Linked DNA regions of Homo sapiens: all the other regions are linked to region 3. The links are chromatin loops, found by intact Hi-C in ENCODE. Cell type or tissue: mammary epithelial cell. All regions are shown on one strand. Links, peaks and the distances in the headings refer to the core of each region. The heading gives the core; the rest is flanking DNA.

What was found. Hi-C counts contacts between places; a loop is a spot of excess contacts. Peaks named below come from ENCODE experiments on the same cell type or tissue, not always from the same donor. Only the 100,000 strongest peaks of a DNase experiment are listed, where the experiment ranks them.
Region 1: a loop joins it to region 3, with 13 times the contacts of the local background. A loop is called at or near these places in 5 of 110 quality-filtered maps.
Region 2: a loop joins it to region 3, with 10 times the contacts of the local background. A loop is called at or near these places in 12 of 110 quality-filtered maps.

Annotation. Positions count from the first base shown.
Region 1 is chr9:31,798,477-31,802,172 of GRCh38, forward strand. No RefSeq gene overlaps it. Among named protein-coding and RNA genes, the nearest start is that of LINC01243, 420 kb to the left of the region's middle. In mammary epithelial cell, for the core only: a CTCF peak has its summit at 1,730 (motif pointing left); no DNase peak of the experiment used is centred there.
Region 2 is chr9:31,135,137-31,138,832 of GRCh38, forward strand. No RefSeq gene overlaps it. Among named protein-coding and RNA genes, the nearest start is that of LINC01243, 240 kb to the right of the region's middle. In mammary epithelial cell, for the core only: no CTCF peak of the experiment used is centred there; DNase peaks (open chromatin) are centred at 2,215 and 2,865; H3K27ac peaks cover 1,810 bases.
Region 3 is chr9:31,302,391-31,306,086 of GRCh38, forward strand. No RefSeq gene overlaps it. Among named protein-coding and RNA genes, the nearest start is that of LINC01243, 77 kb to the right of the region's middle. In mammary epithelial cell, for the core only: a CTCF peak has its summit at 1,574 (motif pointing left); a DNase peak (open chromatin) is centred at 2,361; H3K27ac peaks cover 1,505 bases.

The sequences.
Region 1 (3,696 bases), core at 728-3,227, 500 kb after region 3:
AAAAAGCATCATTTTAAAATGTTGTCACTAAGAGAAATAAGAACCCCTATCTTTCAGTCTCTATAGGAAGGTAAGAACCTAAATTCCATGAGCACCAATTAGCAAATACAGATGGCCTAATCACATATGATAAACTTCCTTCTTGACATTCTCCCCTATTGGAATAGTCTTGAATAAAGTCTTTATTTAATTCTGTCCTCCAAATTTTTCTTTGACGATCTACAGCAGGAAACAAGTTCCATGACACAGCAACATAATAAGAACTAGAAAACGCTAATTACCATTGTAACTTACCATAAGGTAACTTGATTTTTGTTTCATGTAACTTTTTAAAAGGAGAATTTGAGACAATATGGGTAAATATATTGGGATTGTTGATTCTCAGATATGTTCTTCTAGATTCTTGGTTTAAAAGCACAGATTATTTAAAACTTACTTAAAACTAAGAAAAAAAGAGAAATGAATGAAGAAAAAAGAATTACAACTCCAATATCTGATAACAGAAGAATTATTTGGCATCTGTAGGTCAAGAGTATTTAGAAGGCGAAGAAAATTTCATCAAATAAAGGAGAGTCGAGCAAGAATGTTTACACATGAAATGTAAATACTATTTTAAGAAGAATTTTATTATTGTAGGAATCATTAATTCTTATAATACCAAACTGGATAAAACATTTTATAGCAATATATAGTTGCCTATTTCTACTGTATTAAGTAGTGATATAACAAAACAACAAAAAAAGACTTCCCAGTCTCTTTCATTAAAATGAAAATTGCATTGAATCTAAATCAGAAAGGTTTTGCATAAATTTGTAAATCAGATATTTGGGCATGTAAGGAAGAATCTAAATATCTTAATATGCATTGTGTCCACCAACTCCTGGGTTCTGCCTGTTTATATTAAACCTTATTTTTAACATGAAAATTGATTGAAAAATGTAACCCAAACAAGTGAATATATTAGCATACGGTAAAACAAATGTCCTAGTTTGAACACAGTTCTGTAGTCTACATCTACGTAAAATACAGCACCTAAATGTCAAAAATATTTCTGAAAGTTAAAGAAATGAGAACCAAATGGCAGAGTAGAAGTGAGTTGGCTTCACTCCTCCACCCACAGAAAACCAAAAACAAATATATAGTGCTGAGATTATCACCAGCAATATTCCAGAACTCAAATATGAAAATGAGACAGTTGTGGGAGCCAAAGAAAGGTTAAAAAAAATTCATGCAGACTGTAAGAGAATCAAACTTTTGATCCACAACACCCTTCCCCCAATCTGCTAGGCCCCAAGAGTGCAGAAAATTTTCCCCTGACTCACAGTTACTATACTAAAAAAAAAAAATTGAGATAGAGATGGACAACCAGCTTACCCACCATGTTGAATTTGCTGGCAAAAGGCCTGTCCCTGCCTCAACTGACAGAAAGCCTCACAAGTGCCTAAAGGGATAAAAATTCCTGATGACAGCTGGAGACAAAGGGGAGGTGGGATTACTGTCTCCAAACTGGAAAACACTGCTCTATATCTCAGCCAAAGAAACCACCAAATCAGAGTAGCTGTTCAGCAGCACCATGCTATAGGCACTATGTTACACAAGTCCCCCGAACATAAACCCCTAATCAGCCTTTCCACACTGCCAGGATATTCCCTTTGGGACCTCCCCAATTCAGGATGAACAGCACTTTGAAATTTACTGGAGCAGAGGCAAACCTGAACTTAAAGTGCCATCTAGTGCTAAAAACAAGGCAGTGACTTAGCAAAAAAGACATTAAATGGTGAGTTGCAATGGTATGTTGCAAAGAAATTGCTAAGCAAACATAACTAATAAAAAGAAAAACAAGATAGAGAACACTAGAATAAATAACTTATACCTGCATAGAATAAATAACATATCCCTGCATGTGAAGGCATAGATTTCTATCCACAATAAACAATAACAAGCAGAGAACTGTGATCTCTCAAAGTAGACAAAGCAAGAAACCAGAGACAGACTATAATGAGGTGGTGACAGGCAAGCTCTCTCGTCAAGAATTCAAAATAGAAACTTTAAGAAAATTCAGTGATCTCTAAAATTACACAGAAAAGCAACTCAGAAATCTATCAGAGAAATTTAACAGAGGTTTAAATAAAATAATTTAAAAATCCTGGATATAAGAAATATATTTGCTATACTGAAAAATTTCTTAGAAGATCTCAAAAAGCAGACTGGATCAAGCAAACAATCAGTTAACTCAAAGACAAGCTATTGGAAAATACACAGTCAGAGGAAAGAAAAGAAAAAAGTGGAAAGGAATGAGGAATGCCTACAAGATATAGACAATTACCTCAAAAGAGCAAATCTAAGAATTATTGTTGTTCAAGTGGGATTGGAGTAAGAGCAAAGGGGAGAAAGCTTGTTTAAAGAAATAATAATAGAACACTTTTTGAAACTTAAGAAAGTTATAAACCTACAGGAAGACCATAGGTCACCAAATAAATTAAACCCAAATGAGACTAATCTAAGGCATATAATAATCAAACTCTCAAAAATCAAGAACAAAGAGAGAATCTTAAAAGCAGCAAGAGGAGAGAGGCAAATAACATATAAAGGAGATCCAATTCATCTGACAACAGACTTCTCAACAACAACTATACAGGCCAGGAGGGAGTGGGATGAAATATTCAAAGTGCTGGAAGCACAATCAAACACTGCCAACTGAGAATTTTGGACCCTACAAAAATACACTTCAAAGATGGAAGAGAAATAAAGTCTTTTTCAGACAAACAAAAGCTGAGGGAATTCATAACCACCAGACTCATCTTACAAGAAATGCTCAAGGGAATTCTTCATTCTCAAAGACAAAAACACTAATGTGCAAAAAGAAAAGATTTGAAGGTGTGAAACCCACTGGTAAAAGTAAGTATGCAAAGAAATTCAAAATAGGCTGACACTGTAATTATGATATGAAATCCAGGCATAAATCTAGTGTAAGGACTAAAGGACTATGCAAAGAGACTTGTGGCATTTAACCCCTGCCCTAGAGGTCTATGGAACTTTGAACTTGAGAGAGATGATTTAGGGTATCTGGCAAAATAAATTTCTAAGTGTCAAAGTATTCAAGAGGAAGCAGAGCATAAAAGTTTGGAAAATTTGCATGATGTGGTAGAAAAGAAAACTCCATCTTCTGGGGAGAAATTCAAGGCAGCTGCAGAAATTTGCATAAGTAATGAGGAACCAAATGTTAGTCATCAAGACAATGGGGAAAATGTCTCCAGACCATGTCAGAGATCTTCATGACAACTCCACCCATCACAGGTCCGGAGGGCTAGAAGGGACAAATGGTTTCCTGGGCTGAGTTCAGGGACCCTCTGCTGTGTGCAGCCTTGGGACTTGGTGCCCTGTGTCCCAGGCACTTCAGCTGTCACTAAAAGAGACAAACCTACAGCTCAGGCCTTTGCTTCAGAGGGTACAAGCTCCAAGTCTTGGTGTCTTACCCATGATGTTGGACCTGCGGGTGCACAGAAGTCAAGAATTGAGGTTTGGGAACCTCCACATAGATTTTAGAGGATGTATGGAAATGCCTGGATGTCCAGGCAGAGGGGTGCTGCAGGGGCAAAGCCCTCATGGAGAACCTCTGCTAGGGCAGTGCTGAAGGAAACTGTGGGGTGGGAGCCCACACACAGAGTCCCCACTGAGGCACTGCCTAGTGGAGCT
Region 2 (3,696 bases), core at 728-3,227, 170 kb before region 3:
ACATATAAATATATGGCCATCTGAGAGCTGAAAATAGTATCTCTTTTGTATTTACTTATTTATGAGTGAAGTTAAGAACTTTTACTACCTTTATTAGCTATATTTGTTCCTATGAACTGTTCACTCATATCATTTATTAGGTTGTGTAAGTTCCATTAATTTCAAAGCCTTGTTAAAGTACCATGTTTAATGTCATTTCTTTCTTTCTTATAGTTCTCTATTTTTTTTTCCACATTGACCTATATGCCTATGTTTTTTTCCTAGTTAAACAGCTTTCATCTATTTTATGTCAAGTGAAGCAAATTTCCTTTATTTTTTTCCTTATTGTCATTGCCTGGAAATCTTTCAGGAAATCATTAATATTGGGATTAAAATTATTATTTTTATACTCAAGATTCCTGAAATGTTTATATAAACAATGATTTTTCTTCTACTTTTCTGACTCATCTGCACTGGTGCATTATTGCAATCATGTCCCGGGAGGAAAATGAAGTTGAAGAAAATTCAACATCATCATAATAATTGGACAAATCAAAATATGTCACATCAGCTAGCCAAATGAACAGTAATACAGTACTCTGCTGCTCTCGTTGGAGTCAGACAAACCTGAGTTTAAGTTCCAGTTGTACTATTTAATAACTTAGTAACAAAGAGAGGATGACATCATCGCTTAGGTTTCAGATTTCCTTATCTGTAATATGGGCACAAAATATCTTGCTTGATAATATGGGAATTCAACAACCTTTAAAGGCAGCATCAAATACTGGTTAGGAGCTCATATCCTGAAGGCAGGCATCTTCTTTCAAATTCTAGTTCAAACTTCTACTTCTCTGAGTTTATATTAATCAGCACATCAAAACTTTGTCTCTAATAACTTCTAGCTCTTTGATCATGGTAAGAAATATATTTTCTAGTATCTTAATAACTTCATTTGCAAATTGAGGATAATAGTGGTTTACTTTTTATTATTTAATAAATTAATAATTAAAAATGCATGATGCCAAATACTCAATAAATGTTAACTCTATTAATACTTGGCACTTATTTGACATTTACATAGGTCATTTAAAAGGAAAAAGAAAGAAAGAAAGGAGAAACGGAGAAGGAAGGAAGGAGGAGAGAGAGAAGAAAGGAAGGAAGGACAGATAGACGGAAGGAAAGAAGAAAGGAAGAAAGAGAAAGGGAGGGAGGGAGGGAAGGAGGAAGGAAGGAAGGAAAGAAGGAAGGAAGGAAGTTAGTTAACGCCTATCTTGGAAGAAAGCACTTTACACTGTTGTGATCTTTACTCATAAGTGCACTGTGAGAACTCTTCCTGATCCTCATACATGGAAGGAAGATGCATCTGTGATCTAGAGACTCTGACCCTCTAGGCCAAGGAGATACCATGTGAGCAAAATATAATGGCCCAGAATCATCTCACTTACACATCTAAGAAAGACTTCAAATGAAGCCCATTTACTGTATTTTTCATACCCAAAGTAGCAGAATCATAGCTCATTGGAGTAGCACAATCATAGCTCATTCTCTCCCAGACTAGAGTGTGGTGGCATGATCAATGGCTCACTGCAGCGTCAACCTCACAGGCTCAAGTGATCCTCTTGCCTCAGCCTCCCACGTAGCTAGCACTACAGGCATGACACATATAGTATTAATACTTTCTTCTACCTGTTTCCAAAGACATTGTAAAAAGACAGTGAGTATGTGTGTGCATGTATTTGTGTGAAGGTGTGTGTGTGTGTAACAGGAAAAATATAATATAAATCTCCTTCATTTGGGCAGATCACAGAGTCATTACGCATAAAAGGAGAGGAAATAATGTCAATTTGGATTTGTTTCAAACTACTTTTATACGGACTTACTCTTAAAGCGGCTAAAAATTAGTGCAAAGTTGCAAACAGGTAGCATATAGGTGTTTGAACAGGGCTATCATTTTTCCTTGTGTCTCATGCAGCTGTGTGCAAAGTGTTATGATTTCCACAACTCAGTTGTAGGAGTCTCAGTCCACTAAGTCAGAAAGTCTGTGGACTCATGTCTACACATGAAAAGTCTAAGTACTAAAATAACTGAAAACAAACCTTTTATCAGGCCATGTTTACCAGACTTCGTGTTAGGGTTACAGGCCTGGAAATTTTGGCTTCGTCTATGCAGTATCACTCTCTTCTTATCTACATTCATGCGTCAGTGATGAGAAGTTTTTTTCTTTATGTCCACCCATGGGTTTTCTGTGGCCAGGCCTGACCACAGCTCACCACAACTTCATACTCAATTTCTCTGCCCCAGCACATAGTTAGGCAATGTGTCATTGCACAGTAGGAATCCAAATCAAATAACTCTGAACAAAGTCTCTTGTGTAGGTGGATTCTATACTTGCTTTTGAACGTTAAAAAAGAAAAGGAAAAATATTGCTGAATGTGCCTCCTACCATTTTCTATAGCACTGACCTTCACACCTGACCCAGATGGAAATAAAACATCCCTTACCTTTTTTTTAAATGCTTTAGAACACTATGTGACTAAAGAGGAAGTTTTGTGAGAATTATTTTTGCCACAGTCCTTACAGTTGAGAATGGCCCGAGTTTTATTTTGAAATCATCAGAGGATTTAATCATTAAATAATTGTTTACTATGGGACTTGGTTAACAGTAGGGATAACTGAATGAAATGGTTAAGCAAAGAGCATATCTACACGGTTAAAACAGGACTATTTTTTTCTTTCCTTTTTTTCTTTTTCAATTTTTTTTTTCTAACCTTGCTCTGTCACCCAGGTTGGAGTGGAGTAGCACAATCATACCTCAGTCTCTCCCAGGCTAGAGTGCAGTGGCATGATCAGTGGCTCACTGCAGCCTCAACCTCACAGGCTCAAGTGATCTTCTTGCCTCAGGCTCCCAAGTAGCTAGCACTACAGTCATACACCACCAAGCCTGGCTACTTTTGTGTGTGTGTGTGTGTGTGTGTAGAGACAGGGTCTCAGTATATTATGCAGGCTAATCTTGAACTTCTGGGCTTAAGCAATCCACCCACTTTGGCCTCCCAGACTGCTGGAATTACAGGTGTGGGCCACCATGGCTGGCTATTTTTTTCTTACATTTTTTAATGACCTTTCCACCACAAATGAAATTTACACATTATGTTTGATATTTATTTTATTTAAGATGTCAGAGGATTAATATCTTAACATTTAATTTGGAAATATTATATATATAATATGTACATATATATTTGCATACCAAAGTACAAAAAATAAATTGTCTTCAAGTGGACTGTATTATCGACTTTAAATTTGATCAACTTTAAATAAATTATGGTCCACAAGTACTATCACATGACAATTTTCTGATTAGCTGAATACATATAGGACAGACATTAAAGGCTGTTAAAAATGCTATCAACCAACTTTGAAAGAGATCACTTCGTAATGTGAATTTAAAGTTTAAAATTTTAAGATGAATAAAACAATATCACTCCTAAAATAAAATAAGAAAACTCAGAAATTTGTTATAAGAATATCAAAATATCTTACAGAAATTAGGAAGAGAACCAGAGACACTCGGTCCTACTTGAGGGTGGAGGGTGAGAGAAGGGTGAGGATCAAAAAACTACCTATCAGGTATTATGTTTATTACCTGAGTGGTGAAATAATCTGTACACCAGCCTCCCAAGACATGCAATTTATCTATATAACAAACTTGTGCATGTA
Region 3 (3,696 bases), core at 408-2,907:
CTATAAGGAACTTAAATCAACAAGAAAAAAAAAAACATTAGAAAAAGGGCAAAGGACATGAACACTTTTCAAAAGAAAACATATGAGCATCCAGCAAGCACATTAAAAAATGGTCAACATCAGTAATCATTAGAGAAATAAAAATTAAAACCACAATGGGTTACCATCTCACACCAGTCAGAATGGCTGTTTTTAAAAAGTTAAAAAATAACAGCACTATTCACAATAGCAAAGACATGGAATCAACCTAGGTTCCCATCAATGGTGGATTAAATAAAGAAAACTTGGTACATATACACCATGGAACACTACAGAGCCATAATAAAGCACAAAAAATGTCCTTGCAGTAACGGGGTTGCAGCTGGAGACCATTATCCTAAGTGAATTATCATGGGGACAGAACACCAAATGCCACATGTTGTCACTTTTAGGTGAGAACTAAACACATGTACATAAAGACAGGAACAATAGAAATCTGGTACTCATAGAAGATGGGGGGAGTCATGGGCTGAAAAACTCTCTACCTGGTACTATGCTCACTAGCTGGATGACAGAATCACGAAATAAATCATATTCCAAACCTCAGCATCTTGAAACATACCCATGTAAAAAATCTTCAATTGTATGCCCTGAATTTAAAATAAAATAATAATTTTTTAAAACTTATGATCTTAACCATTTTAAAGATGCATAGTGTTATTAACTATATGCACATTTTGTGCAACGGATCTCTAGAACTTTTTTATTTTGCAGAACTAAAACTCTGTGCCCACTTTTTTTTTTTTTTTTGCCTTCTCCTTGTCCATGGTAATAACCATTCTACTTTCAGTTTCTCAGAATTTGACTACTTTAGATACTTCGAGAAGGGGAATCCTGTAGTTGTGTTTTTGTGACTAGTTTATTCCTCCTAGCATATTCTACAACACAAAGTTCATGCTGGCTGTAGGACATGATAAGATTTTCTTCATTTTAACCCTGAATAATCATCTGTTGTATGTATATACATTTCCTTTTTCCATCCATCTGCTGATGGACATTAAGGTTTCCTTTACATCTTGACTATTGTGAATCATATTATAATAAACATGAGTGAGTAAATATCTCTTCAATATCCTGTTTTCAACACTTTTGAATATATAACCAGAAGTGGGATTACTGGATATGGTAACTCTATTTTTTGAGGCATCCCCAAAGTGTTTTTTATAAGTGGCTCTACCAATTGGTATTACCACCCAAAATATACAACTGTTCCAGTTACTTCACATCCTCTTAACACTTGCTATTTTCTGTTTACCTGATTGTGGCCACTCTAACAGATGTGAGGTGATACTTGTGGTATTGATTTGCATTTTCCTGATGATTAGTGATGTTGAGCATATTTCCATATTCTTGTCTGTGTGTGATTTCTCTGATTTCTTGACTTTCTAATGCATTTATATATTTACACATCCATAAAACAACCTCAGATATTTGTCCAAATTATTAGCTGCCTCTTCAATTGTGTGTGTGTGTGTGTGTGTGTGTGTGTGTGTGTGTGCGCGCGACCAGACTTTTTTAGGAGCTGAATCTTTCTCTTTGGTGCCCTCTGGTGAATTTTTTTTTTAAGTTAATCTTTAGTTGCCACCACCAAGGCACATGTAGTAACAAATCTACAGAACTAATTGCTTTATTTTCTTAGGCATAACCAAGTATGTAAATTTTTTAGCACTGTCTACGAATCATTTATCTCTCATGTTCAGCTCTGCCGTGAGGTGTGAAATTATGTCTATTTCCACGTCTGTAAGGCAATAGATCATGATGGTTCCTGTTTATCAGCTTCCCTGGATTCCTGTGAAAGAGTTATCACAATGATATATTTTTTTAAAGTTTTGTGTAAACCCTATAGTAATTTACCCATCAAGTAACAGTCTAAGGCAGTAAGTCTTTGTTTCTTTCAAAAACCAGTAATCTCTTGTTGGTCTTTTGAAGACAACTTCACCAGAACAATTTGTTCTAGTAATAACACAATAATTTTCAAATCTGTTTGCCAGGTAGTGGCAGTATTAATATACCACACGTCTTTTTGTGGCCAGGGTTTCTAATTTCTTTCCATTACCTAAAGTTATTTTTTCCCTTTTATTTCCTATTACTTTTTAAAAGTTGTACAGAATAGTTATTAAGACAACTTCTCTTAATTTTCATGGATTATAGCCTTGTAACTGCAGTTACCTCAAAGCACTGTGCTTTGAAACGAAAGTGCACGTGATATTTACTTGGGAATAAGCTCATCTTGAAGCTATAGTCTATGTGACTTAATGGGAAAAGAATCTGCAAAATATGAGGCAACCTTGGAATTACACCCAGAAACTGCCATGTGTTAACTGTGTGACTCAGAGAAAATTAATTTCCTGATTTATAAAATGAGGATATTCCTGTCGTAGCAGTTTACTGTAATTGACTAAGATAACACATCAAATTCTGGATATGTACAGTACTTGACAGTAACAATTATTAGGCTGACTCAGGCTGTCTTTCTGGTTCTGTCTCTTATTACTGTATCCTCAGATCCAAGTCAATCTCTGTGAGGCTGTTTCTTAAGTACAGAAAATAGGGACACTTGGCCATTCAATCCCACTCAGTTGATACATAAATCAAATTACATAAAAATACATGAAATTAGTTTATAAACTTAGATGATCATCATGATAATGATAAAGAAATAATATTTCCAGAATAATTGCCGGTAGGCAATTCTCTGCTGTGTTTATTTGAATGAAGCTGTTATATAGTTATATTATAATTAGCATTAGCAGAATGATTTCAAGTGCAAATTACCACAATTAATATTTATTTTTATATTATTGACAAAGGCCAATATAATAGTAGCTAAGAGTTTACTTAATCAGACAAAAAGAAAAATACTCTGAAGCAAATGTCTCTTTAATCAATTGGCAATTTCGAAGTTAAATTACAGCATAATTAAGAAGCTATATAATAAAAGTGTATAATAAAATTATTGTTAGTAAAGATTAAGTACAAAGTAGATGGAATTTGTAAAATCTCACATTTTTTAGGATAATCTGAATAATGTCATGTACATAAATGTCTCACTTCACCCTGATAGATCCAGAATAAAATGTATTAATATGACTTTCTCACATGCCTCAAGTTAAATGTTTATAAGAACATGCTTTAAAATATGTGGAAACATAAAATTATAAGTCCCTTGTTTCATAATTATTTGTTATAAATTATAATTAAATAGAGGTACAACTGCCAGTAGTTATCAGTTATAAAACTGAAAAAGAATAGCAAATAAATGATCTAATTTCTTTAGGAGACATGTCTTGAGTACAATTTACATCCTCTTAGGCAAAGAACAAAAGAAAAACATACATACACATTAGCCAAGATTTATATGCTGTTTCTTTATGTCAAAAACTTTAAATTTATTTTTATCTAAAGTATTTTTCTGAGGATTAAGAGCTTTCTTGTAATATTGAAAATGTTGTGTTAGGTTAAAACTTGAGAATACAGTAAATTTATTAGGGGGATGCACGTTGCTTAAAATATTAGAAAACTAATTGTCTGATGGTACATATTAAAATAAGTATTGCCTGAAACTTTTGGCCTGGTAATGCAATCTACACTGTTGATAAATTAGACTAACAGTATGTAATGATATTAGTAAGTTTAAGGGTATTTACCAAAGCATTG